Linked DNA regions of Homo sapiens: regions 2, 3, 4, 5, 6 and 7 are each linked to region 1. A link is a contact called in ENCODE Hi-C or POLR2A ChIA-PET data. All regions are on one chromosome and are shown on one strand. The core of a region is the stretch at or near the end of the contact, and the rest is flanking DNA. Distances in the headings are between cores, read along the strand shown. Region 1 holds the start of RPLP1 (ribosomal protein lateral stalk subunit P1). Region 2 holds the start of MAP2K5-DT (MAP2K5 divergent transcript). Region 3 holds the start of PIAS1 (protein inhibitor of activated STAT 1). Region 4 overlaps UACA (uveal autoantigen with coiled-coil domains and ankyrin repeats). Region 5 holds the start of FEM1B (fem-1 homolog B). Region 6 has its middle 27 kb from the start of LINC02204. Region 7 overlaps LOC107984781 (a long non-coding RNA gene).

What was found. Hi-C counts contacts between places; a loop is a spot of excess contacts on that map. ChIA-PET counts read pairs that join two places held with the same protein, here RNA polymerase II (POLR2A). Pooled maps may share reads with other maps.
Region 2: a map with no recorded cell type shows a loop between it and region 1 (8-fold over the local background). The contact joins the promoter of MAP2K5-DT here to the promoter of RPLP1 in region 1. A Hi-C loop is called at or near these places in 1 of 37 single-sample maps with no recorded cell type and 7 of 50 pooled maps. POLR2A ChIA-PET finds 5 or more read pairs at or near these places in 2 of 52 experiments (activated CD4-positive, alpha-beta T cell and activated naive CD8-positive, alpha-beta T cell).
Region 3: a map of CD8-positive, alpha-beta T cell shows a loop between it and region 1 (9-fold over the local background). The contact joins the promoter of PIAS1 here to the promoter of RPLP1 in region 1. A Hi-C loop is called at or near these places in 1 of 168 maps with a recorded cell type or tissue (CD8-positive, alpha-beta T cell) and 7 of 50 pooled maps. POLR2A ChIA-PET finds 5 or more read pairs at or near these places in 1 of 52 experiments (naive thymus-derived CD4-positive, alpha-beta T cell).
Region 4: a pooled map shows a loop between it and region 1 (3-fold over the local background). The contact joins the enhancer-like site here to the promoter of RPLP1 in region 1. A Hi-C loop is called at or near these places in 8 of 50 pooled maps. POLR2A ChIA-PET finds 5 or more read pairs at or near these places in 5 of 52 experiments (CD4-positive, alpha-beta memory T cell, GM12878, activated B cell and 2 more).
Region 5: a map of CD8-positive, alpha-beta T cell shows a loop between it and region 1 (9-fold over the local background). The contact joins the promoter of FEM1B here to the promoter of RPLP1 in region 1. A Hi-C loop is called at or near these places in 2 of 168 maps with a recorded cell type or tissue (CD8-positive, alpha-beta T cell and gastrocnemius medialis), 1 of 37 single-sample maps with no recorded cell type and 13 of 50 pooled maps. POLR2A ChIA-PET finds 5 or more read pairs at or near these places in 1 of 52 experiments (PC-9).
Region 6: a pooled map shows a loop between it and region 1 (4-fold over the local background). The contact joins the enhancer-like site here to the promoter of RPLP1 in region 1. A Hi-C loop is called at or near these places in 1 of 168 maps with a recorded cell type or tissue (CD4-positive, alpha-beta T cell) and 5 of 50 pooled maps. POLR2A ChIA-PET finds 5 or more read pairs at or near these places in 4 of 52 experiments (CD4-positive, alpha-beta T cell, HEK293, activated CD4-positive, alpha-beta T cell and 1 more).
Region 7: a map of B cell shows a loop between it and region 1 (4-fold over the local background). The contact joins the enhancer-like site here to the promoter of RPLP1 in region 1. A Hi-C loop is called at or near these places in 3 of 168 maps with a recorded cell type or tissue (B cell and naive thymus-derived CD4-positive, alpha-beta T cell), 1 of 37 single-sample maps with no recorded cell type and 7 of 50 pooled maps. POLR2A ChIA-PET finds 5 or more read pairs at or near these places in 13 of 52 experiments (CD4-positive, alpha-beta T cell, CD4-positive, alpha-beta memory T cell, CD8-positive, alpha-beta T cell and 9 more).

The regions. Positions count from the first base shown.
Region 1 is chr15:69,450,683-69,454,787 of GRCh38, reverse strand. It overlaps RPLP1 (ribosomal protein lateral stalk subunit P1), which reads right to left and starts at 1,970. Exons shown (of 4, transcript NM_001003.3): 1 at 1,768-1,970; 2 at 1,067-1,141. The coding sequence starts at 1,839. RefSeq lists enhancers at 1,425-1,534, 1,685-1,934, 2,215-2,264 and a silencer at 1,615-1,664.
Region 2 is chr15:67,540,419-67,544,523 of GRCh38, reverse strand. It overlaps MAP2K5-DT (MAP2K5 divergent transcript), which reads left to right and starts at 1,894. Exons shown (of 1, transcript NR_186334.1): 1 at 1,894-3,456. It overlaps MAP2K5 (mitogen-activated protein kinase kinase 5), which reads right to left and starts at 1,821. Exons shown (of 22, transcript NM_145160.3): 1 at 1,054-1,821. The coding sequence starts at 1,188. RefSeq lists a silencer at 1,686-1,805 and enhancers at 2,679-2,728, 2,381-2,881.
Region 3 is chr15:68,051,460-68,055,564 of GRCh38, reverse strand. It overlaps PIAS1 (protein inhibitor of activated STAT 1), which reads right to left and starts at 1,250. Exons shown (of 14, transcript NM_016166.3): 1 at 1,215-1,250. The coding sequence starts at 1,238. RefSeq lists a silencer at 952-1,451.
Region 4 is chr15:70,667,770-70,671,874 of GRCh38, reverse strand. It overlaps UACA (uveal autoantigen with coiled-coil domains and ankyrin repeats), which reads left to right. Exons shown (of 19, transcript NM_018003.4): 15 at 784-836; 16 at 2,413-4,105. Among named protein-coding and RNA genes, the nearest start is that of SALRNA2, 35 kb to the right of the region's middle. Within about 2 kb of position 1,739, at least 2 of the 41 ENCODE cell types and tissues checked have a DNase peak (open chromatin) inside an H3K27ac peak, as active enhancers do.
Region 5 is chr15:68,276,011-68,280,115 of GRCh38, reverse strand. FEM1B (fem-1 homolog B) reads right to left here and starts at 2,371. Exons shown (of 2, transcript NM_015322.5): 1 at 1,451-2,371. The coding sequence starts at 1,698. RefSeq lists enhancers at 1,532-1,731, 1,474-2,375 and a silencer at 1,762-2,091.
Region 6 is chr15:70,557,631-70,561,735 of GRCh38, reverse strand. No RefSeq gene overlaps it. Among named protein-coding and RNA genes, the nearest start is that of LINC02204, 27 kb to the left of the region's middle. Within about 2 kb of position 2,380, at least 3 of the 41 ENCODE cell types and tissues checked have a DNase peak (open chromatin) inside an H3K27ac peak, as active enhancers do.
Region 7 is chr15:70,526,596-70,530,700 of GRCh38, reverse strand. LOC107984781 (a long non-coding RNA gene) reads left to right here. Exons shown (of 2, transcript XR_007064698.1): 2 at 1,467-2,028. Among named protein-coding and RNA genes, the nearest start is that of LINC02205, 23 kb to the right of the region's middle. RefSeq lists an enhancer at 2,194-2,243. Within about 2 kb of position 2,305, at least 7 of the 41 ENCODE cell types and tissues checked have a DNase peak (open chromatin) inside an H3K27ac peak, as active enhancers do; they include B cell, CD4-positive, alpha-beta T cell and CD8-positive, alpha-beta T cell, where a contact is called at or near this core.

The sequences.
Region 1 (4,105 bases), core at 721-3,220:
CTATATGTTAAGAACCTCCTGAGGCAGCTGATTTCCCTCCTTTTACAAATAATATGTTGGTAAAAAAAAAATCCAAACTTCCTGAAACACTCAAATGAATATTCTTTCCACAGTTCCATGTCTCCTCTTAACAGTGAATTCAAATTTTCAGTCTACTAAACAAATATAGGACTTCAAAAGGGGCTTGTTAAATATGACATAGGTACAATGTTTTCAATCTTTCAAAACTCTTTAGAGGTCACAACCCTGGAGTTAGATGCTATTAGCTTCACTTGACAGAGATTAAGTAACCTGTACAATGGAAAATAGCCAGTGCAAGCTCCATGACCAGGAACCTCTTTATTAGTCTTTTATATCCCAACACACAGTACCTACTGTGTCAATGAAGTCCGCTAAACCCAAATGTCCATCAAACCATAGGTTTAATGCAAGAATTTACTGAAAGAATTTGCTTGCGGGCCGGGAGCGGTGGCTCAAGCCTGTAATCTCAGCACTTTGGGAGGCAGAGGCGGGGGGATCACGAGGTCAGGAGATCGAGACCATCCTGGCTAACATGGTGAAACCCCGTCACTACTAAACACACACACAAAAATTAGCCAGGCATGGTGGCGCACGCCTGTAGTCCCAGCTGCTCGGGAGGCTGAGGCAGGATAATGGCGTGAACCCGGGAGGCGGAGCTTGCAGTGAGCTGAGATCGCACCACTGCACTCCAGCCTGGGTGACTCCGTCTCAAGAAAAAAAAAAGAAAAAGAAAAAGAATTTGCTTGCAACTTAACATGCGTAGTACCTATCTCCCGAGTGACCCTTTTTGGGAATAAATGACCTGATTCACATTTTTTTTAACCATGGTTTCAGAGCAAAAGGGAAACCAGAGTCTGATAAGGAAACGTAAGACTTGACAAGCTGAAATCTTATTAGCTCCTAGAGATATACATGCAACGAAAAACACCTAGGAGATCCAGCGGCATGTGGGGCGTTATGGCACCGCTGGGGGTACTTTAGCATGTACAACTGCCCTCGTAAATCAGCAGGCCTTACCACAATCACTTTGCCACCATCACCTTACCTTTGCAAACAAGCCAGGCCAAAAAGGCTCAACATTTACACCGGCTGCTTTAATGAGGGCATTGATCTTATCCTCCTACAACAAATAAAAACGTCAATCCATCAAAACGTAGCGTATGTAATATCTCCAAAATGCTGCACGTCACTCAATAAGTGTACATAACATGTTTAACCAGCTCAAATATTCTATCACAAGCAAAAGAGATGTGTGCCAGGCGCCCTGCAATGAGGCGAGCCCATCACTGCTGTTTCACGGGCTGGGACTTGCCTGAGTCACGCGGCTATTTTTAAGTTACAAGACCTGGGAGGTGGAGCCGAGCTCGGGCGCCTTCCTCCACGACCGGGGGAATTCAAGGCAATTACACCGAAAGAGGTCCGAGTAAGTGTCCCTGAGAGAGACGAGGCACGGGTCAGGGTGCCCAAGCACTGCGGAAGAGCTTTTCTACACGAAGGCTCTTGGAGCCGGAGCGCCCAGCCTCAAGCGCACTCCATGCCCGCTGGGCCCGCACGTGGTCCCGGGGGCCCAGGACCTGCCCGGAGAGAGGCCCCAGCCCCGAGGAGCGCCCGCCCTATGCGGCCTGTGTTCGCGGCCTGGCCCCGGCCGGAAGTGCTCAGTCGAACGGCCTGGAGCCGGGAACCGCATGGAGAGCCGAAAGTCACCGCCCACAGGCAGCCCGGCCGCCGGCCCGCGCCCGCACTCACCGTGACTGTCACCTCATCGTCGTGCAGAATGAGGGCCGAGTAGATGCAGGCGAGCTCGGAGACAGAGGCCATGGCGCGGGCGAGTGTAGGGCTGGCGCTGCCGGACGCGGTGCTAGTCGCCGGATGAAGTGAGGGCCTCACCCCAACGCAGCCTTAGCTTCCTCGGAAGGACCGAGCACCTTGGCGGCAGCTGAGGAAAGGGGCTCTCGCGCCTATACGCAGCCTCTTATGTGTCCACGCGGACCAATCGGCGCCCGCACCGGGCGGAAGAGGCGGACCCAGGACCCACTGAAGGCGCCTGCGCACTGCGCCTGATTGGTTCTTACTGTTGAGAAAGTTTCTCAGCGCCTGCAAATACGGTCCCACTTTATTTGGGTAAATTATAGGACCTGAGAACGTTAAAAACACTTTTAGGTTAGGGTTGCCTAGGTATTCGGACTTCGCCTCCGTTGGTTCCATGAGTTGCTTGACTTGGCAGGAGCTCCGCTGTGGCCCTGGTGACATTGTTCGTAATCTCCTGGTTAGGTCGCGGCCTTCCCAGCCGGCGCTGACCCTGAGAGTAAGGGCTGCGTCCCAGCTTGGAGGCCCCTGCTTAGCGCAGGACCTTGGTTGAGATAGGTAGATGTAGGAGGATGAGAGAAACTAACAGCGTTATGCTAGCAGAAGCCGTAGAGCGCTTACTATGTCCCAGGCACTGAGCCACATTCTGCAAGGATTCACGTAATCCTCACACACCAGGAGTTGGATGTTATCTCCATCTTGCATATGGCAAAATTAAGTCTTAGAGCTGGTAAACTAGCCCAAGATTATGTAGTTACCGCGCAGTGGAGCGTGGATTTGGAATCTAGAAGCCTAACTTAGACCCGGTAGCTAACTCAAGATTGCATAGTTCCGCGCGGTGGAGCGTGGAGTTGGAATCCAGAAGCCTAACTTAGACCTGGTAACTAACCGAAGATTGCATAGTGCCGCGCGGTGAGCGTGGAGGTGGAATCCAGAAGTCTAACTTCACTGCCTAGTGCTTGGGGGAAGGAGGGATTATGGGTAAGCTGTCTACAACCCGTTATTTGTTATCTAAACCCAATTTAAATTCCTACCTTCAAAAATGGTCATCTTTGCATTCCTCGTGGAATTTGCTTAGTTTACCGGAAAGTTAGTTCTATGTATATATATCTTTTTTTTTGGTGGGGGGGGGGCACCTTCTTTGTTTAGTCCATCCCATTATTTAATAATCATCTCTGAAGAAACATTTCTGTTGGAATCCACCGATCTAGAGTCCCACTTGGGTCAATCTTAACTACAAACATAAATATTTTCACATCCGGAATTTTTTAAAAAAGCATTTATAAAGCTATCAAACTTTTAAAAAATAAAGCTGTTGAGTTTTCATCCAAATCTAAGCAGCCATTATAGTGGAATTTTGGTCAAGAAAGGTTAAAGCTATTAAAAAATCCAAACATTTCCAAAGCTACAATGAGTCAGTCCAAAATACTGTTTGTCCAGCAGTGTACATAAAAAACTGATCTGCCGGGTGCGGTGGCTCACGCCTGCAATCCCAACCCTTTGGGAGGCTGAGGCGGGTGGATAGCCTGAGGTCAGCAGTTCGAGACCAGCCTGGCCAACATAGTGAAACCTTGTCTCTATTAAAAATACAAAAAATTTAGCTGGGCGTGGTGGCGGGCACCTGTAATCCCAGCTACTAGGGCGGCTGAAGCAGGAGAATCGCTTGAACCCAGGAGGCGGAGGTTGCATTGCGCTGAGATTGTGCCATTGCACTCCGGCTTGGGCAACAAGAGCAAAACTCCCTCTCAAAAAAACAAAACTGATCTGGTTGACAAGTGGCACTTTGTGGTCATTGAGGAAATAATCTTCTTCTCCATCTATATATTATAGATAATACTTTTTACAGGGTATCAAACAGTAAGCACTAACCACAGCTATTCAAGAGAAGTAGTTAAGCAAAACATCAGTACTCATGCATTTCCTTTTGTGTTGATGAAGGACTTAGTGGATTCAACAGTTACTTCAGACAAATTCCACTGCCCCATATTCTCCTATCGTAGTAAAAATTTCCTATTAATATTTTGAAAATACTATGCAATAAGCCATTAAAAAAAATTTTTTTTTTCTGAGACGGAGTTTCACTCTTGTTCCCCAGGCTGGAGTGCAATGGCACGATCTCGGCTCACTGCAACTTCCACCTCCCAGGTTCAAGCGATTCTCCTGCCACAGCCTCCAGAGTAACTGAGATTATAGGCGTGTGCCACCATGCCCAGCTAATTTTTTGTATTTTTAGTAGAAACAGGGTTTCACCATGTTGGCCAGGCTGGTCTCGAACTCC
Region 2 (4,105 bases), core at 645-3,144, 1.9 Mb after region 1:
TGGTACTGACTCTCCCACTCAGGAGCTCACAGCTTTGGAAAAGCCATTTCACCTCACTGCTCCTCAGTAACTATCTGCAAAAAAGAAACATCAGCTGAACAGGCCACCTACAGTGTTACACTCTGCTCTAAAATTCCATCATTTTATTTGAAATATATTCTGAAAAATCTGAATGTAAAATATCACCAATTCTAAGATGCACATTTTCCCTTACTTTTACCGTCTCTGAAACTGGACTCATTTTAATAACGGATGATGTGTCATACTGTCATGGTTAGCATTTTTTTCTAAGTAAAATGTCTTACATTCAATGATGCTTTAAGTTTGCTCAGGCTGGGCACAGTAACTCACACCTGTAATCTCAGCACTTTGGGAAGGCCGAGGCAAGCAAATCGCAGGAGTTCAAGACCAGCCTGGGCAACATGGCAATACCTCGTCTCTACAAGATACAAAAATTATCCAGGTGTGATGGCATGTGCCAGCTACTTGGGAGGCTGAGGTAGGAGAATCGCTTGAGCCCAGGAGGCAGAGGCTGCAGTGAGCCGAGATCGTGCCACAGCACTGCAGCCTGAGCGACAGAGTGAGGCCCTGTCTCAAAATAAATTAATGAAACAGTGTGCTCAAACATGGTAAGTTAAAGTTGTCCTTTTTCCCTTTCTCAGCTGGTCACCAAGTTCAGAGAACTCAGTAGAAAAACAAGGCTGGAATCTGTCCAAGGACATTCCCCGAAACACTTGGGGGGAAAAAACCTCTCTTCTAGATTCAGCAGTTTGCATTTGCGTGGTTGTGTCTATATGTGTGTCCCAGCCCGGGCCATGAGCTCTCTGAGGGCAGGGGTTCAGTCAGATTGATCTATCTCCCCAGGGTCCTAGACATTTGCCAGGTTTTAGTGGTTGCAATTTATCAATGCTGTGCCTGAAGCAATAAAACTGCCTCCACAGGAAGCCAGCAGTAGCCATTGCCACTGGCTCAGGTCACCAGTGGTCAAGGTGCTGACTACTCAAGTCCCTGAGTCCCCCTTGCTGGCATCCGGACACTGAGATTACCACTCACCAGCACATCCCTGAAGAGTAACTGCGGCCCGGAGTGCACTGTCCAGTCCACCGCGCCACTATTTGGGATCTTGATGCGAATTACCAGCACCTGGTTCTCCATGGCAGGAAAGGGGCCAAGGGCTAGCCACAGCATTACAGGTTAAAGAGGCTCACATCCTGGGGTATGGGAAACCCACTGGCCGCTGGTTAGGAGGGGGCTCCAAGAGGTGACAAGGGGAGTGACGGGCAGAGGACAGAGGGTGAAAACAAGGGAATGGAGGATGAGGGGGAGGGAAGAGGGGAGGGGTGATCAGGAACGCACCCGCAGGCACCGAGCCTGCCCAGGCTGTCGGGGGTCTGAGGTGTCTCCCGGGGAGGGTGCACCGGGAAGCGGGCAAAGGCCCGCAGGAACTAGCGGAGGTCGGAAGGTTCTGGAGTTGAGCGAACGCTATGGTGAAGGTCTCTGCCGCCGTGTGGGTATGAGGAGGCAGCAGGGCAAGGACTCGGTTTGGGGGAGATACAGCGGCAGGTGTCCACCGCTCGTCAGTGGACTAGGAGAGGGTCCTCGACTGGAGGGGACTCAGTCCGGGGCTATTAAGAAAGAGCCCCAGGGCCGCCACACCACGGAGAGTCCCCGCGGGAGGTTCAAGGGGCGAGTCTTCTGCCCCACCCGGAGACACAGGGCGCGGCGCGCGCAGGCTGAGCTCCGGCCACCCGAGGCCGCGCGGACTGGCGGCGGCTGCGGCGGCGGCGACGGCGGTAGCGGCGAGAGGAGGAGGAGGAAGGCGGCGGCGACACTGTTACTCCGGAACCAAAACGCGCGGCGCCGGAACCCCGGGAGCCGACGAGCGGGACCCGCCTCCCGCGGCGCCATGTTGGAAAAGGGCAGCAGCTCCCGGGAGGATGCGCCCCCGGCGTGGGAAGCCGAGGAACCGGCGCGCGGCGCGCGGCGCGTGGCGCGTGGCGAGTCGGGGAGAGACTGGTCTTGCTCGCTCAGGAGACCCTCATCGCCCACAGAGCGCCCGCGGCGACCCGGTCACGGCCCTTCCATTTCCTGACCCTGCTTAATGACAGCGAGGTGAAAACATCTACCAAACGAAGGGTAAAAGGCTGGAGTCCGCCAAAAGCCAATTTAAGGCTTAACATTGCAGACCGTTTGTCTTTACAAAAGCTTCAAAGACGGGGCTGCAGCTCCCGGTTATCCCCACTTTGTCAAGCCATGAATCTGAATGTTCGTGGGGTTGTGTGCATCGAATCAGCAAGAGCAAGGCAAGAATTCAAGAAATAGTTCTTTTTTATCCCCCCTTCCAAGTCACAGGTTCAGAGGATCATCATCTTTCTCCCACATTAGCAAAACATATTTGCATTTTTCAGTGAAGTTCTTTACCGCACGAGTGCCCTAAAATAGCAAACAGTTCCCTGTTCAAAAGCAATAGTAAAGAAATTCGCCGAAGAGTTTAATTGCCTGGGGACAGCTGCAGTAGTCGCATCATCGTCTCTTATTAAACTGTTGCAGAAATATTCGGTCTAGTCCATGTATTTTCAACTAAATAGCACTGCTTACGCAGTTGGTGATATGGTGATATCACGGAAGTAGCAATAAACCTTGGTTATCTTTTTTTTTTTTTTTTTTGAGACGGAGTCTCGCTCCGTCGCCCAGGCTGGAGTGCAACGGCGCGACCTCTACTCACCACAACCTCAGCCTCCCGGATTCAAGCGATTCTCCTGCCTCAGCACTACCACCCCCACCAGCCCCCAACCCCTGCCGAGTAACTGGGACTACAGGCGTGCGCCATCCGTGCCCGCTCATTTTTGTATTTTCAGTAGAGACTGGGTTTCACTATGTTGGCCAGGCTGGTCTCAAACTCCTGACCTCGTGATCCGCCCACCTCAGCCTCCCAAAGTGCTGGGGGGATTACAGGTGTGAGCCACCGCGCCCGGCCAACCTTGGTTATCTTCAAATGCCTTGTTACCTCAGATTTTAAAGTGCATAAGGTTGTAGAACGATGGTGCCTCTACAGAAGTTTCTTTACAAATTGTAATGTGTAGGTTCGTCCTTTATTTCTTTCTTATGAAGGTGCACGAATTGGCTTTACTTTCTGGGGTTGAATTTTGTATAAACTCGGTTGAGGAGGCTTGTCAGTTTCCCTTCTAACAGTAAGGTGCTTGATTAATGTGAGAGAAAAAAATTAATGTTGGTCATTTTCAGTTACAATACCAAAATTTTTTCTGCATACTTTACTCTGAGTTACTTTTATATTTAATTTGAAAGGCCATTGTAGGAGATAAATTATCACATTTTAAGTTACTGTAAATCAATAGCTTAGGTAGAAATTCATTTAGTCAGATCCTTCAGATATTCTAGGAATTTCCCCTTTTCACCTGCACTTCACTTCTGTGAAAAATAAACCGTTCATCAAAAGTCCTCATGTACTTTTATTAAAAGTTCATTTCCTATTATTTTAGAAAATAGACCACGAAACTAGAGATTTTCTATGAACCTGTGATTTGTTAAAATGTCTCTTTTATTCGAAGTACCGTGGGGAAAACCAACTCAATTTGCCAAATTTGCATACATATTCTGAAGCTTTTCTTACACTAATGGCAAACTCATATTTCTGTTCCAATATTTGCAGAGCCAATATAATTACACGTCAGCTCTTCATAGCCTTTATGTAGTAAGAAATCTTAACTTTGATGATTTGAGCAAGGATTTTTCCAGAAAGTTATAACTCTCATTGCGAGAAGCATCATAATCACTGATAATACATTCCACTTGATATCATAAATGACAAAATATAACTTTCTGATCTTTACCAAATTGAATACTGTCTAAATTTAAGGAATATTTAGTATTTAACATCGAAGTTGCATGTGATCTTAAGAAGTTTGCATTTAGTACTTTTTTTCATTTTATTTTATTTTATTTATTTATTTTGAGACGGAGTCTTACTCTGTCACCCAGACTGTAGTGCACTGGCGCAGTCTCGGCTCATTGCAACCTCCACCTCCCAGGTTCAAGCGATTCTCCTGCCTCAGCCTCCCAAGTAACTAGGACTATAGGTATGTGC
Region 3 (4,105 bases), core at 1-2,500, 1.4 Mb after region 1:
ACTAAACCAAAATTATTCAAGCGGAGCCCCATTTGTCACAATCCAGTCATAAGGGTTCCACCACCCCCTCCCCCAACTGCTTGTGTAGTGGTATATCTGCTACGGTAAAGAAGCCATCATCAGGTAAAGATTGGGGTGGGAGAAAAGCGGGGAAAAGGGGGCACCCTTTCATCTAATTTCGTGAGGCGTGAGTAATTGGTACTGTTAAGAGGAACGTTCTATTTATCGGGGGTTGGAGTAGCATGAGGGGAGAATTTCGTTCAAATCAACATGGCCAGCAAGATGTCCCTACAAACAAAAGGCAATGGGGGGATATAAACACGAACCATTCACCTCCATCAGCTACAGCATCGCCATCATGGTGTGTGCAGAGACCCCCAAAGGCTCCTCTCACCCTCCACACCAGCTAAGGCAAAAGAAGGGAGAGAGGTAGCTGCATCCCCCCCTCCCAACACTGCTTCCAAAGACACACTCTTCGAGGGGGTTTCTCCCCTCGGCTGCCCGGAATCAGAGAGAAAGAGTAACGTCCCGCTCACTACCTCTCAGCCGAACCCCAACGCCGGCCCGGGGCTCGCTAAACTTTACCAGAGCTTCTCCCCCAGATCCCCACCCTATCGCCCCGGGATCGCGCTTCCCACAAGCGGGGCACCCCAGGCGCTTCCTGACAAGCGAGCAGCCGGGGAAAGCCGAGTCCGGGGCGGGGGCTACTGGGATCCACGGAGGGGCGGGGCGGCCGAAGCCAAGTTCCCGGGGGTCTGAGAAGAGCGCCTGACAGGAGCCCGGGACTGCAAAGGAGGAAGAGGAAGCGGCCACGGGGAGCTTTCCCAATCCCCCCTACGAGAGCACCCTGCCCCCAGCCCCAGCTCCCCATGGGGGGCAGGGAGGCTAACTGGAAGGTGAAAAAGCCGAGCCCATGAGACAGCTGCAGCCCCTACCTCCGGACTCCCTATCTCTTCCCCCGCCACCCCCGCCAGAGGCGCCCACAACAATAACACGCCGGGGACGACCCGTCAGCGCCCCCGAGGCACCCGGGGCCCGCGGCCCGCCGCAGGCGGGCCCCCTCTGCTGAGACCGGGCGCGCCTCTCTCCCTACAACTCCAGGCCCGGGTGGAGTCAGGCCCGAGAGGCCCCCCAGGGTCGGACCCATCCCCCCTGGCAGCAGCGGCGCCGTCTCCGCGGCCGAATATTAGAAGTGAATTCGAGCTGCGCTTTACCTTTAGTTCCGCACTGTCCGCCATCTTGCGTCTGTCAGCGCAAGCGCAGTGAACTTCGCCGGGGGCCGCCGCTAGACCCGCCCCTCTAGCCGGCCTGGCCCCGCCCCGGCCCGCCCCTCCACCTTCCCAGCCCGCCTCTAGCCTCCGCCCCGCTCAGGGCGCTCGAAGCCCCGCCCCGGGCACGTACAGCTGCGAGACAGGCACGTTCCATTTAAATAATGGCGCCAAGCGGCGAGGTTTGACAGTTACTGCCCCCTCGGTCTCCCTGCCCCCCATCCTAGCTCGGCCAGCTCCTCCCGGGAAGGGCCGGAGCGAGAGGGATGCTGGCCTGAGCCCCATCTCTCTGCGGTCCGCGGAACGCTTCTGCATAGCTTCGACGCCTACGGTCACAGAAACAATGCTGTCCCCCAACCCCCAATAAGCAAGGCTTTTTCAGCACCTGCTACCTGCGAGGCTACCAGTGGGCTAAAAATAGAAATCCATTACATTTAAGGGGCCCTTAATGAAGCATTTCTATCATTATTGGCTCAGATCCTCTTGATAACGAGGGGAGGTAGGCAAGGAAGAGATAATTCCCATGGTATAGATTCAGAAATGAAAGCTCAGAGAGGAAAAGTGACTTGCACAAACAAGTATTTTAACGAGGTGGCGTAAGACAAAATTTTGAAGGTGTTCATTAACATTTTTGTTTAAAAAAGTATTTATTTAGTGACCATCTGCTTGCCTTGTGCTAACGGCTAAATATACATTTTGAAATCAAAGTCCGTGCCCTTCTGTAGTTCTCTAATGGGGAATCAGAGAAGTGAACGAACAAAGATACAATTGCAAATGTTAGTGAGTACCAGAAAGGAGCAAAAGGTCATTGAGAGAGAGAAAGGGTTTGGGAGATGTACTTAATTCTGGGAGGGTTTTATCCACTAAATTGACATTTAAGTAGACTTGATGGAAGGATTATTTCATTCCTTTTCGTCTCTACTGAAAGCCTTCTATATACCTCCTCCCCAACCCCCACTTTTACTAATCAACTTTGCCTCATAACTCATGGAAAAAATGAAAGATATCAGAAATAAACTCCCTTATCTTCTCACCATCAAAACCACCCTTATCTGCATAGTAACATTTGGGTTGCTATGAATGAAGTGTCCCTGCGCCTAGGAAGGCCAGTCCCTTTACCAGTGACCGGATTTTTTTCACGCACATTCCTAAGGATTTTACTCTTACAATTACCTACCCTCCAGCATCGTTAGTTTTTTCCCTCTCAATTGAATTGCTCCTATCAGCATATAAATATATTGAAATTTCTCCCATCTAAAATAAACTTCCTTTGACTCCAAAATCGCCTCTAGGAACTGCCCTATTTTTCTGCTATCTTCATAAATTCTTAGAAAGGTTTTTCAAGATCTCTCCAATAGTGCTTGTTCCTACCTCTCACTTCACATTCACTTCTCAGTCTACCCTGATCGAGCTTTGGCTTCCATCATCTGTATCACTTATCAAGATTACTAATGATCTTGTTTCCAAAGGCAATTGCCAATTCTCTATCCATATCTCAATTGACCTCTCTGTAGAATCGCGAATAATTGACATGGTTCCTTTGATTTGAAACACTTTTCCCCCTGAACTTACCTACACGTCACAGATAGTCCTGTTCCCTCACTGGGCCTCCTTTTTGATATGCTGGTTTCTCCTCTTTGGCTCAATCTTTAAATGTTGGACTGCTCCAGGGCTCGGTCCTTGCATTCTTCTCTATTTTATCACCAGGTGATCTCATCTAACTGGTTGACTTGAAGTCTATATGCTCATGACTTTGAAAATGCTCTCTAGCCTAAACCTCTCCATTGTCAAGAAACAAAAGTAAAACAAATTGAGATTCAAGATCTCATTGGCATTATTGCACTCCTAGAATTGGACAAAACTTCATTCCACAAAATAGAATAAATGTTGCAATGAATCAAGCAGAGGATGTTAACTTTAGAGACAGAAAATAGACTGAAGAAGGCAGAAACAACAAAAAGCAGATTGGTTATATCAAAGTCACTTTTCTTTAAGGTGGAGACGTGGAGACAGAACAGTAGAAAGAAAACTGATTGGTTAACATTGGGTTACTTCAGGTATTCTATTTTAAGGATTAAAACAGGAAATTTCATTATCATGCCTGTTAAAGATTGAAACTTCTGTTTGGAAAATTGGCTATCTCTCTTACCATTTTTTGGAAAACCAGATAACTCAGTTTTGTTTTGGTGAACATGGGTGACACCATTTTGATTTTTAGTCTGATCTGGAGGCCTGATGCAGGAATTTGGTTGAAAACAATGGCATCCCATGATTTTTATTTAACAACCTAGGTGAAATTGTGACTAAGACTGAGGGCATTAGCACTACCCTCATTTAACATCATTCTGTGTTTCCAGTCTCAACACATCATTTATAGATTACAGTGTCCTCATGATTTTGTATTTCTGTCATTGCAGCTGAAGAGAGACCATATGACATTCAACAATTGGCTGTATGCAAATATGTAAAACTTTTTGAGAGAACATAATTGAGAATTGTGACTATCAGGAGGACAATGCCAAGAGTTCGGAGTATGCTTCTTAGCTAGGGTTGCCATAAACCAAACCAACTAAAATCAAATAGATCAAAGAATGAGCCAGATGAGAAATCTACCTGTTTTCACCAAGTAGCCTGCTAACTTTTTGAAACTGAGTCTCTACAATACCAGATTATTTATGTACAACAAGAAGTGACAGCAACAGCACAGATTTCCCCGTTTGGTTAGTACGCAGCAATTCTATCATCTAGCATCTCAGAAATGGGTTAAATTAAAGCAAAGAGTGCTAACTCTACAAAAGAGGCCACTAGTAAAATTTGAACAAACAGTTGCATTAGGG
Region 4 (4,105 bases), core at 490-2,989, 1.2 Mb before region 1:
ACTGTACAAGATATTCCTGCTGCTAAACTTCATCAGCACATGGAACTAGGAAGACGTTAAGATGACTATTGTAACTTCTAACATATTCTGATAATTACTGAAGCTCTGATTCTCCTTAGCTACCTGTATTTTAAAATTGTATATTGTATGAATTACCAAATTTGCCTTGTTGATTAGTAGACATAGACATTTGTCTTGTGATATTTAGGGTTCATTTTTTTATGGAAAGAACATAAACATAGTTTTCTAATTTGGAGAAATCGGTCTTAATGCAAGTAGGCATTTTAAAATTACATTTATGAATTATTTTTAGACCCTACATAATCTTTTTTATTCTGCAATGTTAAACAGTTTCTCTAGAAAATCTGTTTTTGTTTCCTAGTGACTATTAAACTATTCTCTCCTACAACAGTAATATTTATGCTATAAATTTAAATCATCATTTTTGTTTTGATTGATTATAAGATATATGTTTTATTATCATGTAGCCTAGTTTAAGAGTCCTCAATATTTCTGAAGTTTTAGTGATTCTGCTGAGAGAGAGCATAGAAAAAAATAAGAAAAAAAAAAACCAACCTAGTATCTGTTGTTCAGTAGATTGTAGGTACTTCTGTTTATAGAAATAATAAGGGGAAAATGGGTATTTTAGAATGAGGATACTTTTGTGTTGTACCTCTTGCTTCTCTTTTATTTGAATAATAAAGGAAATAACATCAAATTAATGTTTAGCCTACTTTAGTATGGATATTGAAGTTAAAATGTCATTCATTTGCATTTATTTAGGAAAAGAAGATATGCTTCTTAAACAAGGTCAGATGTATATGGCAGACTCACAGGTAATAACTGTTTTTTTTTTTAATTTTAAAAAACATTTAAAGAAAATTTTTGTGCCTTTATAAAGAGAGGAGAAAGCGGCATTGTACATTAAGTATATATACATAGAGTGAGGTTTTCATTATCAAAGACAAGTTGGTCCTGCTTTCTTGAGTTTAATAAAAACAGATATTGCTGTTTCTGGTGCCCTCTAGAGTGTTTTTGATGATAGTGGTTATAATAAGAGATTTGAATTATAGTTTCATTGCATTTGATGCTAAGTTTCTGTTCATTAACAGTGATTAGTTAACTCTTCATATTTGCCCATATAAAGGGGAAGACAGATATGAATAATCCAAAATATAATTTTTTGGTTTTTTTTTTTCCTCTTGATCCAGGGGAAAGGCAGTTCAGATTTAACTAACAGTAAATCTGTAGGGGTCTGCAGCAAGCTCTATCCTTGCCTCTTCAGAGGAAAGGATTCGGCTGAGGGGCAGAAGTAGGTTTAAGGCAGAGGGAGAGACCAAGGGAAGTTTTAGGGCAGGAGTGAGTTTATTAAAAAGTGTTAGAGCAGGAACGAAAGGAAGCAAAGTACACTTGGAAGAAGGCCAAGTGGGCGGCTTGAGAGATCCCAGTACCCTGTTCAGCCCTTGGCTTGGGATTTTTATGCACTGGCTTGGTTTTGGGGTTTGCATTTCTCCTCCCTTGATTCTTCTCTTGGGGGCAGGCTATCTGCATGCATAGTGGCCTGTCAGCACTTAGGAGGGGCCACATGTGTAGTGCCTTTACTAAGGTTGTGCACCTGCTCTCTAGGGGCTATTTTCCTTTACCAGTCAAATGCTCCCTGAAGAAGGTCATACATCCACCATTTTGCCTCTTAGTGCGCATGCTTGAGCCTGCTCACCCAGCTCCGGAGATCTTATCAGGAAGCCGCTGTCACCAGCTCCAGGTGTTTTCTGTCTATTGGGAGACTCTCTTTCCCTGGTGCTGGCTGTGACCAATCATTCTCTTGACAACTCTGATAACTAGCTGGGTTTCTTTTCGTGGTATTTTTATAATTCAGAGAATATTCTGTTGGATTAACAGTGAAGGTACGCAGAAGTCAAAAATCTTATTAGTTAAATCTATAATTCTATGAAATTATCTGCAAATTTAAAATCGCAGTACTTGTTTTTATTCAAGGATATGATGGTTTTCTTCAGAATTTAAAGTTCTAAGCACATTATGTACCATAAAACATAGAAATAATAAATATGTTTTGATAAAGTTGATGATATTCATGTGTGGGTAGGTGTTAATGAATGGGGGAAGAAAGACAAAATAGCACCCAGTAGCCATGGCCATTGTCCGTTGTTCTGCCAGAAATAGACTTACGTGAACAGAACTCTCAAAATGTTGTGAATGTATTAAGGAAATCATATCCAGAACTGTTTCCTTACCACAAAAATCAGCATTGTGATTTTTTTTCCATCTTACTGCCTAATCTGAAAACCCTTTGATTCCTGATGATGTGCTAACTTTCTCTAAGTTTGGCAAATAAGTATAGTAAATGTCTCATTTAGGCTTTTGTGATTGATGTCTTTTTTTTTTTCTTTTCAGTGTACTTCCCCAGGTATACCAGCCCATATGCAAAGCAGATCTATGTTAAGACCTCTGGAACTATCTTTACCCAGTCAAACGTCATACTCTGAAAATGAAATTTTAAAGAAAGAGTTAGAAGCAATGCGAACTTTCTGTGAGTCAGCAAAACAAGACCGACTGAAGCTCCAAAATGAACTGGCACACAAAGTGGCAGAATGCAAAGCTTTAGCATTAGAATGTGAAAGGGTCAAGGAGGATTCAGATGAACAGATAAAGCAATTAGAAGATGCATTAAAAGATGTGCAGAAGAGGATGTATGAGTCAGAAGGTAAAGTTAAACAAATGCAGACCCATTTTCTTGCCCTTAAAGAACACTTAACAAGTGAAGCAGCCTCAGGGAATCACAGACTAACCGAGGAACTGAAGGATCAGTTGAAAGACTTGAAAGTAAAATATGAAGGTGCTTCAGCAGAAGTGGGGAAATTAAGAAACCAAATCAAACAAAATGAGATGATAGTAGAAGAGTTTAAGAGGGATGAAGGCAAGCTGATAGAAGAAAATAAGCGATTACAGAAGGAACTTAGTATGTGTGAAATGGAGCGAGAGAAGAAAGGAAGAAAGGTCACAGAGATGGAAGGCCAGGCAAAAGAATTGTCAGCGAAGTTGGCCCTTTCCATTCCAGCTGAAAAATTTGAAAACATGAAGAGCTCATTATCAAATGAAGTGAATGAGAAAGCAAAAAAATTAGTAGAAATGGAAAGAGAACATGAAAAATCACTTAGTGAAATTAGACAGTTAAAGAGAGAACTTGAGAATGTTAAGGCCAAGCTTGCTCAGCACGTCAAACCAGAGGAACATGAACAGGTTAAGAGCAGATTAGAACAGAAATCAGGAGAACTTGGGAAGAAGATCACTGAGTTAACATTGAAAAATCAGACACTACAAAAGGAAATTGAAAAAGTTTATTTGGATAATAAGCTCCTCAAGGAGCAAGCACATAACTTAACAATTGAAATGAAAAATCATTATGTTCCTTTAAAAGTAAGTGAAGACATGAAAAAGTCACATGATGCAATTATTGATGATCTTAATAGAAAGCTTTTAGATGTAACACAAAAATATACAGAAAAGAAGTTGGAAATGGAGAAATTGCTACTGGAAAATGACAGCTTAAGTAAGGATGTAAGCCGCCTAGAAACTGTGTTTGTACCTCCTGAGAAACATGAAAAAGAGATAATAGCTCTGAAATCCAATATTGTTGAACTTAAGAAACAGCTGTCTGAACTTAAGAAAAAATGTGGTGAAGACCAGGAGAAAATACACGCTCTCACATCTGAAAACACTAACTTGAAGAAGATGATGAGTAATCAGTATGTGCCAGTTAAAACCCATGAAGAGGTTAAAATGACACTGAATGACACGTTAGCCAAAACTAACAGAGAATTATTAGATGTGAAGAAAAAATTTGAAGATATAAATCAGGAATTTGTAAAAATAAAAGATAAGAATGAAATATTAAAAAGAAACCTGGAAAACACTCAGAACCAAATAAAAGCTGAGTACATCAGCCTGGCAGAGCACGAGGCAAAGATGAGCTCGCTAAGTCAGAGCATGAGAAAGGTGCAGGATAGTAATGCTGAAATCTTGGCCAACTACAGAAAAGGCCAAGAAGAGATTGTGACACTGCATGCCGAAATTAAAGCCCAGAAGA
Region 5 (4,105 bases), core at 1,122-3,621, 1.2 Mb after region 1:
ACTATTCTCCCTTATGCACATTGCCTCAGCAGCAGTATTCCCAAGCAGCTGTTATTACAGAAATTCATATCTCAATGACTTCATATGCCTATACAGGTGGAACGGTACTGGAGGTTCAGAGGTCACTGTGCTTCACTCCTTCTCTAGGTGCGGGAATGCAAGGAGTTACAGAGAAGACACGAAAGCCAGTAAGGAAAAGCAAACATGAATCAGGTTGCCATCTTTGGTCAACATGAAAAAAAACATCTCCTTAATGTGTATAATGGTGATACCCGTGATATAAGCCATTGCCCATGGGCTACCATTTCATTAAGATGTAATGCTATGAATATTTTCCACTCATCTAAAATAGAAGAAAAAGCTTTTATTGTTTAAACCTAAAAAAGAATCAACCGAAACAGAACATTTCCCTAGTCATCTTAAAGAAGAAATGTTTTTTTCAGTCGAGTTTTAGCCAGGCAGTTTCTAATCACCAAAAACTAAAGATATATATTTTTATGCTCAGACCCTACTGACTTCAAAAGAAAAAAAAAATGCTAAAATAGCTTATGTACTACCACAAGTCAACCAAAACATATGTAGCAAAATCGTTATACAGTTGTAATCTGTAAAACGTGTTATAATCCTCCAGCATAGAAAAGAGGATAATGTCAAACCTGACAATTCTGGTCAAATACCCAAAAATTCGTACAATTAAACTCAAAGGGCAAATCTTAGGCATAACAATGTGCATTTTTAAACTTCCCACCTCAACTAACAGTAAATGATCAAGCTTCCCCACAACATCACGGGATAAGATGTAATTTAAGAATGGCATCATCTCCCACATCAGGTCCAATGCCATCTTAGTAGCCAATATATCTACACCGAGCAACGTGGAGGAATCAGAATCATGTCTTGAGATGTCTGGCTGCGTGACAATCCCTCATGATGCTGCAGCTGCTGCTGGTTCTAGGTGCTTATTTTGACATTAAAGCCCAGCAGCCCACTGAAGGTTTTACGGAACCACTCACTTGAAGGGAGTAAAAATGGATGCCCAAATAACTCTTTCGGAGTTCTTCAATGTTAACCGCTGACCTCCTTAATTTCTGATCAGTTACATCACCAGTTCCACTAAAAGTAAAACCTGGAAAGGCAGCCACCTCCTCCAAATGGCTTGTTCACAGACTATCTAGTAGAGAAGACGACTATTAGATTTCAAGGCCGAGGGTGTGGTTATCTTCCCACAGAGGGAATGAGGGGTAGGGGCTGATGAGGACGGGCAGCAAAACATGGGATGGATTATTAGCCCTGGAAGATGAAGTGGGCATTAGTGGGGCAGGAGGTGGTACAAAAAGGGGAGAAGTGAGTACCTACATGAAGAGAGGGTAAGAGAGGGTGAGGGAGGGGAGGGCCCGTGAATTAACGAGTCCGCGCGCGTCGGAGAGAGGCTGGCTTGGGATGTACCTACCCGTCGAAGCGGACGGTGCCAGTCTGCTGAGTCTGCACCCGGTAATGTTCTAAGAGCAAGCGTACCACCTTTGCGTGTCCATTGCGGGCTGCGATGATGAGGGGCGTGGAGCGCTGCCCTCCCTGCTGGCTGACATAGCCAAGCAGATAGCGGATGTCGCTTTCAGACCGGTTGAGAAGCAAGGCGGCCAGAGTCAGCACCTTGCCCTCGCTGGCCGCCTTGTATACATAGCCAGCCAGGCCCTCCATGGCCGCCGCCAACTCCAACACCCGTTTGGTCGCCACCGCTGCAGCTGCCGTGCGCCCCCGGAGGCCGCGTTCGCCAGCGCTTTAAACCTGGGCCCTCACAGCCCATTCAACAGGGCGCCGTCGCCGCCGCCGCGCCCAGGCAGCAGTGCGGCCCAGGGAAGGCGGAGACGCAGAGGAGGCCGAGTGCCGCGAAGGGCACGTCCGCGACCCAGCCCGCGCAGGGAGGAAGGCGGTCAGGGCCGCCCGCCAGGTCCCAGGCGCCGGCCCTGGACCGAGGGGATCTCCATGGCGGACGCCGCCCCGGGCCTCAGGCCGGACCCCTCCTTCCTGCGGGATGCGACAGGCGCGTGCCCGAGCTACGGGTCGCCGGCCGGGTCCCGAGAGGACCTCGCGCACCCCGGATGGCGAAAGATGGGCGCGTCTCTCCTGACCCGGCCCACCCGGCCTAAGGCCTAACACTGCCTCCTCCTGCGCTTTCCGCCCTTCGCCGTCCCTGACTGGAGGAAACCTGCAGGCTCTCGTCCGCCGAGCTCAGAAGTGCCAGGCGCTGCCAACGGCCCCGGAGATCCTCGCGTAGGGGCCCCCGGGGCGATGCGGAACGCTCCCGCAAGAGCGGCGCCGGAACTTGGGCGGGGAGGAAGACGAGCTTTCGCAGACAGGGCCGGGAGGAGAGGGCGGGAGCGGGAGGGACGCTAAGTGGGGTGTCTCCGCCTAAGCCGACCGGCGGGCACACGCGGGCCCGGTAGAGAAAGGTTCTGCTGCGCGTAGTTGGCCCATCCCGTTTGGGCCTGGATGTCCTCAATGTCCTTGACTCCTGGAACCTCCTCCTGGCCCCTAAACGGCCCTGAGGGTCTCCAGCCAGGGAGTGGGGGCGGAGTGAGGGCGCTAAGCTGATGGGCTAAGGAGACCACCCTATTTTACTATAGACGGTGCGGGTCCTGCTTCTGCCCCTGAGCCGGGGTTAGGGAAGGGGTTGCGCGTACTCGGAGGGTCCATTTCAGGAAAAGGGCGGCGTTTCTGAGTTCCCGAAATGTGGGAGGGCTTGAGAGCCACAACACCAGGCTCTGAGAAGGGACTGGAAGTACGGCCTGACTTTCCCGGAGAAAGGGGTTAAGTGTGAGAGAAAGATGGGAGCGAAGGGGAGCTGCGCTCGCGGTGGAAGGAGCGAGGTATCCTGGGAAGGAAAGCGAGTCCCGCGTTCAGACAGAGCAGGAATCTCATCCTGAGCCGGCAGAACCTCCGTTTTCTCACAGACATCACAAGATTGTTGTTAGGATTTGAAACGATCGTTTATCCAATGAATATTAGAGGTCGACTACGTGCCAGGCTCTGCTTAGCACTAGGGATTCAGTAATGGAACAAATAAGTCAACAAATGATAGACAAGATCAGTTGAACTGGTATCATTACCATTTGCTCTGAAGCAAATGAAATAGAATGATGGGGGCACTCATTTAGTTTGGGTGATCAGACAAGACCTCTATGACAAGTGACAAGAACAGACGGTATTCTAGGCAAAGGGGACAGCTAATATAAAAGTCCTGAGGAGGGAACAGTCTGGTGAGCTCGGAAACAGAAAGGTCAGTGTGGCTGCAGCAGAGTGGGCCACAGTAAGAATGATAGATGAAGTCAGAGGATGCAACACACGTTAGGGCCTAATAACCCATAGCAAAGGGTTTAAGTCTACTCTGTGATGGGGGCATTTGAAGGGTTTTAAAGAGGGAAGTGACAAGATGCTATTTGTGTTTTTTAAAAAGATCACTCTGGCTGCTGTATGGAGAATAAACTCTGGAAGGCAAGAGTAGATAGGGGGACAGGCCTTGGATTAGGATGGTAGGAGTGAATGGTAGGTGATGAAGCTTCTGGGACAGTCTCAAAAAACTCAATATGAAAGTGACTTCCTCCCTCTTCCTCCCTTCCCCAAAGGACAAAATTTACCATAGAGAAAGAACAAATGCATTTATGTGGCTCCAAGGGACTGGGCTCGGCTCAACAAGTTCACATACATTATTTTATTTGAACCCCACCATTCCAATTCTAGGAGGTAAAGGCCTCACTTCCATTGCAGCTATTGGTGGAGGTGTGGGTCACTTCTCAAATTCTCTCCATTCTACAGCTCAGCTTTACCCACTTATTGCAGATCCCTACAGAAACACGAGTTATTTTTCTCCTTACCATAAACAAAAACAGCATTGGCAATAAGGGCTGAAGGTAAGATTCTACTGGTAGCGTCTCTGAAATAGCTGATAGAGAAGTGGGGGAAGCTGGCTGGTTTATTTGGGGACTTCAGGGTCATGAAAAAACCCAGTGTTTGACAGGGACCCAGGCTTTTTGGTCTCGGATTCACACATTCAGATGTGTGATGACTTCCTTTTCTGGCTCCATACGGCAAGCATGCACCTCATCTA
Region 6 (4,105 bases), core at 1,131-3,630, 1.1 Mb before region 1:
AAAGCCGAAAGTGAGTGTCAAGCAGTGCGGGACTGATTCAATGGCCATGGAATTGGAGGAGCGGGAGCCTGGCTCACAAATCGACCTCTCAACAAGTGAGGGGTGAAGGGGTGAGAATATAGGATTTTCTCTCATGAAGGAGTTGGATGTTAAAAGCCAGGGGAGGAATATTCCCATATTTTCTGGAATTGGGTGGTGAACTGCCTTGGAGCTGAAGGGCTGCCTTCCTTTTTGTCCTTTGATGGCTTCTTCCAGTCATTGTCATGGTGATTGTCAACCTGTCATGGCACTGGTGGGAGCATCATTTAGCAAGGAGATGAGATTAGAATGAAGCCTGAGGGTGGGCTATCTTGGCTCTAACCACTCTCAGTTGGTCTGGTTACAAAGGGAACTTTTTATTGCAGGCATCCTGTTTCTCAAAGACAAGCAGAGTCAGGACCCAGTAGAAATTCAGCTATGCCATGCAGGCATTGCACTGGCCATCACTAGCTTTCATGGCTCCTCTGAGTGATGAGAAAAGGTGGCCCTCTGGGCAGATGCACCAATCAGAGCATGGGCTGGATTTCTACCTGTCTGTCTCCTTTGGTCCAGAGCCTTTGTGGGACAGCTGTAGGAGGAGGCCCTGGGTACTGCAGTAGGCCCAGCGGGAGGCATCTGGTCAAGGAAGAGAACAGAAGGAGAGTGGGACCCTGCACCCAGGATCCAGGAGGGTGGGGACCAACATGTACCTGCATCTGTATCTGTAACCGTGGTGCTAGTCTGGCACAGTGTGTTCAGGAAATGTGGCTGAGAATGTCTGAAAAATAAGTCACCTTCCTTTTGGCTTCTTGGGATGAGCCTTCAGCCTTCTTTGGAACTGAGGAATTCCAAAGAAGTTGGAACGATTTTGGAAGTGAGGAAGAGGGCGCTATTGGCCATGTATGATGAGAACTAAAAAGGGGAAATGCTTGACTTATTTTGTCAACTTCATCAGTGAATGCTTTAGAATCCTCAAAAAAAAAAAAAAAAAAAAAAAATCACAGCTGAGCTTTATTGAGTGGATAATTACCATGAGCCAGCCATTGTGCTAATCCTTCTGTGACAGTCAGTCTTACATGTCACCTTGCCCTGGCCAGGGTCTCCAGTTATTTAAACACTCATGTAGGTGTTGCTGTGAAGGTCTTTTATAGAAGCCATTAAAGTCCAAAGTCAGTGACTTTACATAAAAGGAATTATTCTAGACAATCTGAGTGGGCTTGATTCAATCAATGGAAAGGCCTTAAGAGTAGAACCGAGGCTTCCGTGAAGGAGAAGAAATTCTACTTGTGGACGGTGGCTTCAGCCTATGCCTGAGAGTTCTAGCCTGCCTTTCCTGATGGGCTGCCCTACAGATTCCAGACTTGCTTAGCCAGATCCACAATTGCATAAGCCGATCGCCTGAGATAAATCTCTTAATCTATATCTCCTACTGGTTCTATTCTTTGGTTGAACCTGGGCTGATACACCTTCATACAGATCAACTTACCTAATCCCCTTAAGAATATGGTGAGAGTTACGGTTCCTATCCCCATTTAAGCGGGCACACAGAGAAGGCAGGCTGGTCCCCAGGCAATGGTGCCAGGATTCAAACCTCAAGCCTTCTTACTCCAGGGCCCCAGTCCTCACCTGCCACGCCAGAGGATGTCAGAGGGAGTCGCATCAACAGCAGCCAGCCCTGGGTATCTGACCGGTGTGAACTTGTGATTGGGTGGTTAGGACCAGGGTTGAGAGGAGTGGTAGCAGCCACCCATGGCAAGTCACTGAGGGAGCTACGTCTAGGGGACACACGCATTTTAACTTCACCTCTCGGCAGCCAGCTGTCTTTTACCTTGAGCTCCCTGACACTGGTGTACACAGAATGTTCCCCGGCATCTTGCATTTGTTTATATTTTGTTTTAGACTCATCTGTGGGTGGCTTATTCTGTTTGAGTGTTTTCTCACGGGGTTGAGCTTACTGAAATTCACTGAAATGTTCAGGATCAGTCCTCTAACTGAACTCTTTCCTCTGATGTATTCATTCCAAGAGACATCTGAGCTGCCTTCTTCACAAAGCAGCACCCAGCTTGCGCCAAAGAAGAAAGGCAGGTGGTGCCTCAAAAGGAATTCGGGGGCATCAAATGGCTTGGCAGTGACACCTGGCTGTGCATACGCCACACTTGGGTGGAAATTACTCCTCAAAAGTGGTAACTGAGAGGAAAATCTTTGGGTCCAATGTTTGGGGTGCTCATTTCCCATGTTTTAAACTCGAGTAAACTCTGCGGTGGCATTTGATTTGTCTCCACGTGACAGCTCAGACTCAGACTACTGCTTGCCTTCCCCTCCCTCCCCTTCTGTCTCCAGCCCACAACCCTGTGGCCTCTCATTTCCTGCACCCGCAGGCTTGCTGTGGAGGACGGAACACAGGCAGCCTGGACTGGAGGGTGGAACGCGTCAACTTCCAGCAATGACTTCCAGAAAATGCCAGATGGAACAGGGGCAAAAATAAGAGTGTATGTTTGTGTGTAGGTGGGGGGAGGGGTGTGTGTTGTGTGTATGTGTGTCGTAGAGTGTATGTGTTGTGTGTGTGCTGTGGTGTGCATGGGCTATTGTGCATACTGTGGTATATGTGAGCTGCTGTGTATGTGCTGTTTGTGTGGACTGTGGTGTGTGTGCTGTGGCGTGTGTGTGTATGGACTGGTGTGTGTGAGCTATTGTGTGTATGCTGTGGTGTGTATGTGCTGTGTGTGGTGTGTGTGTGCGCTGTGGTATGTGTGTGCACTGGTGTGTGTATGCTGTGTGTGTGAACTATTGTGTGTGTGCTGTTGTGCATGTGCACTGTCGTGTATGTGCTGTTGTGTGTGTGCGCTGTGGTGTATGTGCTGTGTGTGTGTGTGCTGTAGTGTTTGTGTGCTGTGGTTTGTGTGTGTGCTGCGGCGTGTGTGTGAGCTATTGTGTGTGCTGTGGTGTGTGTGTGTGAGAGCTGCTGTGTGTGTGCTGTGGTGTGTTTGTAAGTTATGTGTGCTGTGCTGTGTGTGTGCACTGTGGTGTGTGTGTGAGCTGTTTGTGTGCAAGTTGTGTGTTCTGTGTGTGTGTGAGCTATGTGTGTGCTGTGGTGTGTGTGCGAGTTGCTGTGTGTACTGTTGTGTGTGTGTGCACACAGGCATGCGGTGTCAGGGGAGGTGTGGAGCAGCAGTAGGAGGGAGGCTGCTAATAGGAGCAGGGGGTATTGGTATTGGTATTGGTTGCAGCCTGAGAAGTGAAATGTAAAGCCAGAGGACAAAACTCAAAGTCTGACCTGGCGGGGCCTCCAAGGAGTGTGGCTGGGAGAGGAGGCTCAGTCCAGAGGAAGCAGATGAGGGGTTGAGACCAGTGCCCATGACTTAATGACTGAGTTTTAAGAACTAGGGTCTTATTTTCTCCGTCTCTGCCTCTGTCTTTCTTGTCTCTCCCCATCTCTCTCCACCTGTCTGCCCCTGTCTCTATCTCTCTGTCTCTCTCCATCTGTTTCTATCTCTATCTCTCTCCATTTGTTTCTATCTCTCTCCATCTGTGTCTGTCTCTCTCTCCATCTGTCTCTGTCCCTGTCTCTCCATCTGTCTCTGTCTCTGCATCTCTCTGTGTCTCCATTTGTCTCTGTCTCTCTCTCCATTTGTTTCTGTCTCTATCTCTGTGTCTCTCTCTCCTTCTGTCTCTGTCTCTATGTGTCTCTCTCTCCAGTCTCTTTGTCTCTGTCTCTCTCCATTTGTTTCTGTCTCTCTCTCTCCATCTCTGCATCTCTCCATCTCTCTCTCTCTCTCTCAACTTCTCCCTCTCCTCCAGTCTCCGTCTCTCTTTCTTGCTCTTGGCATGAGTGCATGTGTGTGCATGCTGGCTCTTTTTGTTTTGAAGCAGAAAAGCTACTGAGTGGCTCACAGAATCACCAGAAAGAGGAGCACTCAGGCCTTCAAAAGTACAGGAACAAAAGGCAGAATCATATCCCAGAACAGGCCAGTGAGGACACCGTTGCTGGCACCCTGCTGGGTCCTGGATGCCGCCTACTGGCACTGCTGCTGTGCAGCTGCTGGACCCTGGCTGCTGCTGACACCAGAATCAGGCAGCTTTTCAAAGA
Region 7 (4,105 bases), core at 1,056-3,555, 1.1 Mb before region 1:
TCCAGCTGGCATCAAGTGTTCTTTTCTGTATCTCCCTTGGCGTGGAGCTGCTGTCCCATGGAGTTAAAGAAAACCATGCCCCTCTAAATTTGAGGAAGTGTGTTCCCTACCTAGAAGTTATTATTTATCTTAGGGACATGTTTGATGGTGTTTGGGTGTATGTATGGAGCATGTGTGTGTGAGTGTGTGTCTCCATGTGTGAGTGTGTTTGTGTGTTTGTGTCTGAGTGTCTGTGTGTGTCTGTGTATGTGGCTGTGTGTGTCTGTGTGTCCGTGTGTGTGTCTGTGTGTGTTGTGTATCTGTGTGTCTGTGAGTGTGTGTTTATGTGACTGTGAGTGTGTTTGTGTGTGTCTATGTGGCTGTGTCTATGTCCGTGTGTGTGTGTCATGTGTCTGTGTGTTGTGTGCCCGTGTGTGTCTGTGTGTGTCAGTGTATGTCTGTGTGTGTGTGTGTCTGTGTGTCTGTATCTGTGTGTGTCTGTTCTTGTCTGCACTTTTGTTCCCAGGAGATGTGAGGTGAAGACCTCACCAAAGTAGGAGTGGCGTGTGGGCTGGGCTTTGGCCCTTCGTGCTGGAAGTGATGGAGAGGCATGGCCTGGCTTGGCACAGCTCTGCCTTGCCTGTGCTGCCAGCCTCTTGTGAGAGATGCCATGTGGAAGGGATTTGGGACAATGCACAGTGCACTCTTCTGAGTGTTTTGTCTGGGCTAAAACTCTGCAGAGTATAGCTGTGGCTCTGAAACAAATAGAGGCTGGCCTTGTCAATTGTTTTGGGGTGAAGTTAATCCGGGGTAAGAGTCAGAGGCAGTCTAGAAGGCAGGGCATAAACTAGCCAGATGAAGGCCTTGGCTGGGAGTTGGGTTTATACCCCTAGGCCTAAGGAGTAGCCACTGCTAACAAGAGTTGTAGTTTTTCCTCTGGGTTGCAATTCTCTTCTCTTGCCTCCAAGCCTCCACTCAGGTAACCTGGCAGTGGGGAAATTGAGAGGTGCAGTGTCCACTCACTAATGATGAAGGTGAGATGTGGATGCATGGAGCACATTTTAGAAAAGCCCTGGCCTTTTATAAGGACCTGGGCCTTCCAGTATTTTCCTTGCCATCTCACCACCTGCTAACACATGCTGTGCACATAGGAGGTGCCAGGAAAATGTGTGTTATTCGAATGGAACTGAGAAACCGTTCTAGTCTAAACCCTGAGGCCCCCTGGCTTGCCCCCTCCTACCATGCCCATCTAGTTTTCAATGCCAAGCTCTCACGTCAGGGTTTTTCATCTCCATCTTCCTGTTGTTCACTTTAGGGGAAGGGTCCTGCTTGGACTATTGCAGTAGCCTCCAAGTAGCTTGAACTTTGCTCAGACTCTCCCCTCCCCAATCTGCTAAGCAGATTGTTGACAAGATTCTCTGCAGTTTGCTGCTTTGATGATGTCCCTCTCCAGCTCCAAATTGTTACTGGCTCTCCATTGACTACAGGTAAAATGCAGACTTCTCAGCCTGATCTTCCACAATCTGACGTCAGCCTACCTCCTCATCCTGCCTGGGCCTGGAGGCATGCCAGCCAATTCAGACCACTTGCCATTTTTCTTTTTCTCCTCTGCATCTGGAATTGCTGTCAGTGAAACCTTCTCTTTCCCTCAAGGAGCACCTTGAATGCTGGCCCCACATCACCTTCCTGACCCTGTCAGCTCAAAGAGGTTTCTCTGCATCTGAACTCCATGTGTTCCAGTCTCTGGGTCCTTACCATGCACTGCTGGGGCATGCTGTGTGCTGGCCGCCGTCCCTCCTCATGCTCAGAAGCAGAGCCTATGACTTAGTCACTTTGGTCTCCCCAGCGCCCAGAGCAGATATTTGCACAGAAGAGGAGCTCAATAAATGTTTGTTTAATGAATGAATATATAATTCTAACCCAGTGCCCTGCTTTCTTACAGTGACATTCAAGTCATCCTAGGCCAAAAAAAAAAAAAAATGCCTATTTACCTTCCAAAATTACCTCTCATATTGGTCAAAATTAAAATAAACACTTGGCGGATTAAGACCTGGCCTGTCATATTGTATCTGACACCATTAAGAACCAAGGTTGGGGTGCCTCACGGTTGACTTCCACTGATCTAAGATGTCAACAACAATGTCACCTGCCTGATAGGGTGACATCTGAGCTCCAAGGCATGCACTCCTGTCCTTTGGGCGCTCACCCCCGGCTTCATGCACCCTGTGCCCTGGGTCAGTGCCTGCCTCTCTGATTCAAGCCTTCTTCTGGGCGACTGGGCCTTTGATCTTGGGTTATGTTCCTGTTTTGCTTTCACTTTCCAGCTCTTATCTGCTAGAGTGCTTTGAGTGTAAGCAACAGGAAGTCCTGTGGCTAATGTAGGCGTTAAGGAGTTTATTGGAAGCATGTAGCAGAGCCCATGGAACTGAATGGAGGGCAGAGAACCAACTCAGAGCAATTAGAATTGGGATCACAAACAGGGTGGGGTGTGGGGCTCAGAAACAGGAGCTATTGATAAAAGAACTGTTTTTTCGTTTTTTTGTTTTTTTTGAGACAGTCTCGCTCTGTCACTCAGGCTGAAATGCAGTGGCGTGATCTCAGCTCACTGCAACCTCCATCTCCCGGGTTCAAGCAATTCTCATGCCTCAGCCTCCTGAGTAGCTGGGATTACAGGTGTACGCCACCATGCCTGGCTAATTTTTGTATTTTTAGTAGAGATGGGGAGCTTTGCCATGTTGGCCAGGCTGGTCTCAATCTCTTGGCCTCAAGTGATCCGCTTGCCTCGGCCTCCCAAAGTGCTCAGGAGGCTGAGGTAGGAGAATGGCATGAACCCAGGAAGCGGAGCTTGCAGTGAGCTGAGATTGCTCCGCTGCACTCCAGCCTGGGCGACAGAGCAAGACTCCATCTCAAACAAACAAACAAACAAACAAACAAAAACACTGCTGGGATTACAGGTGTGAGGCACCACGCCTGGCCTGAAAGGACAGGTTCTTAAGGGGTTGCCATTGCTGCTCCTACTGCCAGGGCTAATGAGTGTCGACCATTTTGTCTTTTTGCCACTCTGCTGCAGATTCAAACTCCAGGGAGAATCCAAGTGGGCCTAGCATGTGCTTCTGTTTCACCATCTGCTGCTCTATCCCTGTTATTCTTTCCTGGTTTTTGCCCATCCCTCACAGTCCCATCCATCACCCGATACCCACCCAGACATGCATAGAGCACCCCACAAGGGGTTTCCAGGGTTGCCTCCATGAGGGTGCTGGATTTCTGCCTAGCCCAGGTAACACATCCTTCTGAGCAGTGATACAAGCAGCAGTAGGACAATTAGCTACCAAGGGAATTGTCCTCTGCTTATCCATCATTGTAGAAAGTAATGAGTGACTTTAAATCACAAACCTTATGTTTTCTTTCCCATGGCATGAAATGCGTAGGTCAATTCTCAAAGCTTAGTGACTAGTTCTTGTACTAGAAATGCAAACTTGAGGACAATTTACTCATAAACTAATTACTTGTCCTTCCCGGGCATTAGCAATGGGATCTGCAGGCACAATAGACATATTCACATTGTTGATCCCCGTTGTTCCAAGACCCACATAAGCTTCCTGGGAAACGGATCTGAGCAGAAGTCAAAAACACAGTATTCCTTATTTCTACCCGTTGGACTTGTGGGTTCACTTAATGCTAGCTTTCTCCCTAATGAAAGGCAAGGGAAATATCAGCTAGAAATTTCATAATCAGAGTGTTTGCCTCGTTTGCTATTTTTAAACACCACAGACTTTGGAACTAAGGATGTGCATTAGTCTGGCAAATGCTGCTGGTAGATGTGGACTGAAGCTCCTGTCTGCAAAGGTACAATTGAGAGGACAAAGAGCGGGCATAAATAATGGATTAAGAGTGGCTCTGATGAGAGCCTATTCGTCCTGCAGCCTCAAAATGAAAGCACGCAGCCGATGACTCATTGGATAATAGTAAATATGATGGGCTCATAAAACCACTGGTTCCCCCGGGGGCTGTTCGGCAGGCTTTGTCTGGTCTTGAGCTTGTTATGTGCGGAAGCTACCAATTTAAGCTGCCCTTCCCCCAGCAAAGACGTGGCTCCTGGGCAGAGAGTTATTTGGGTGATTTGCAA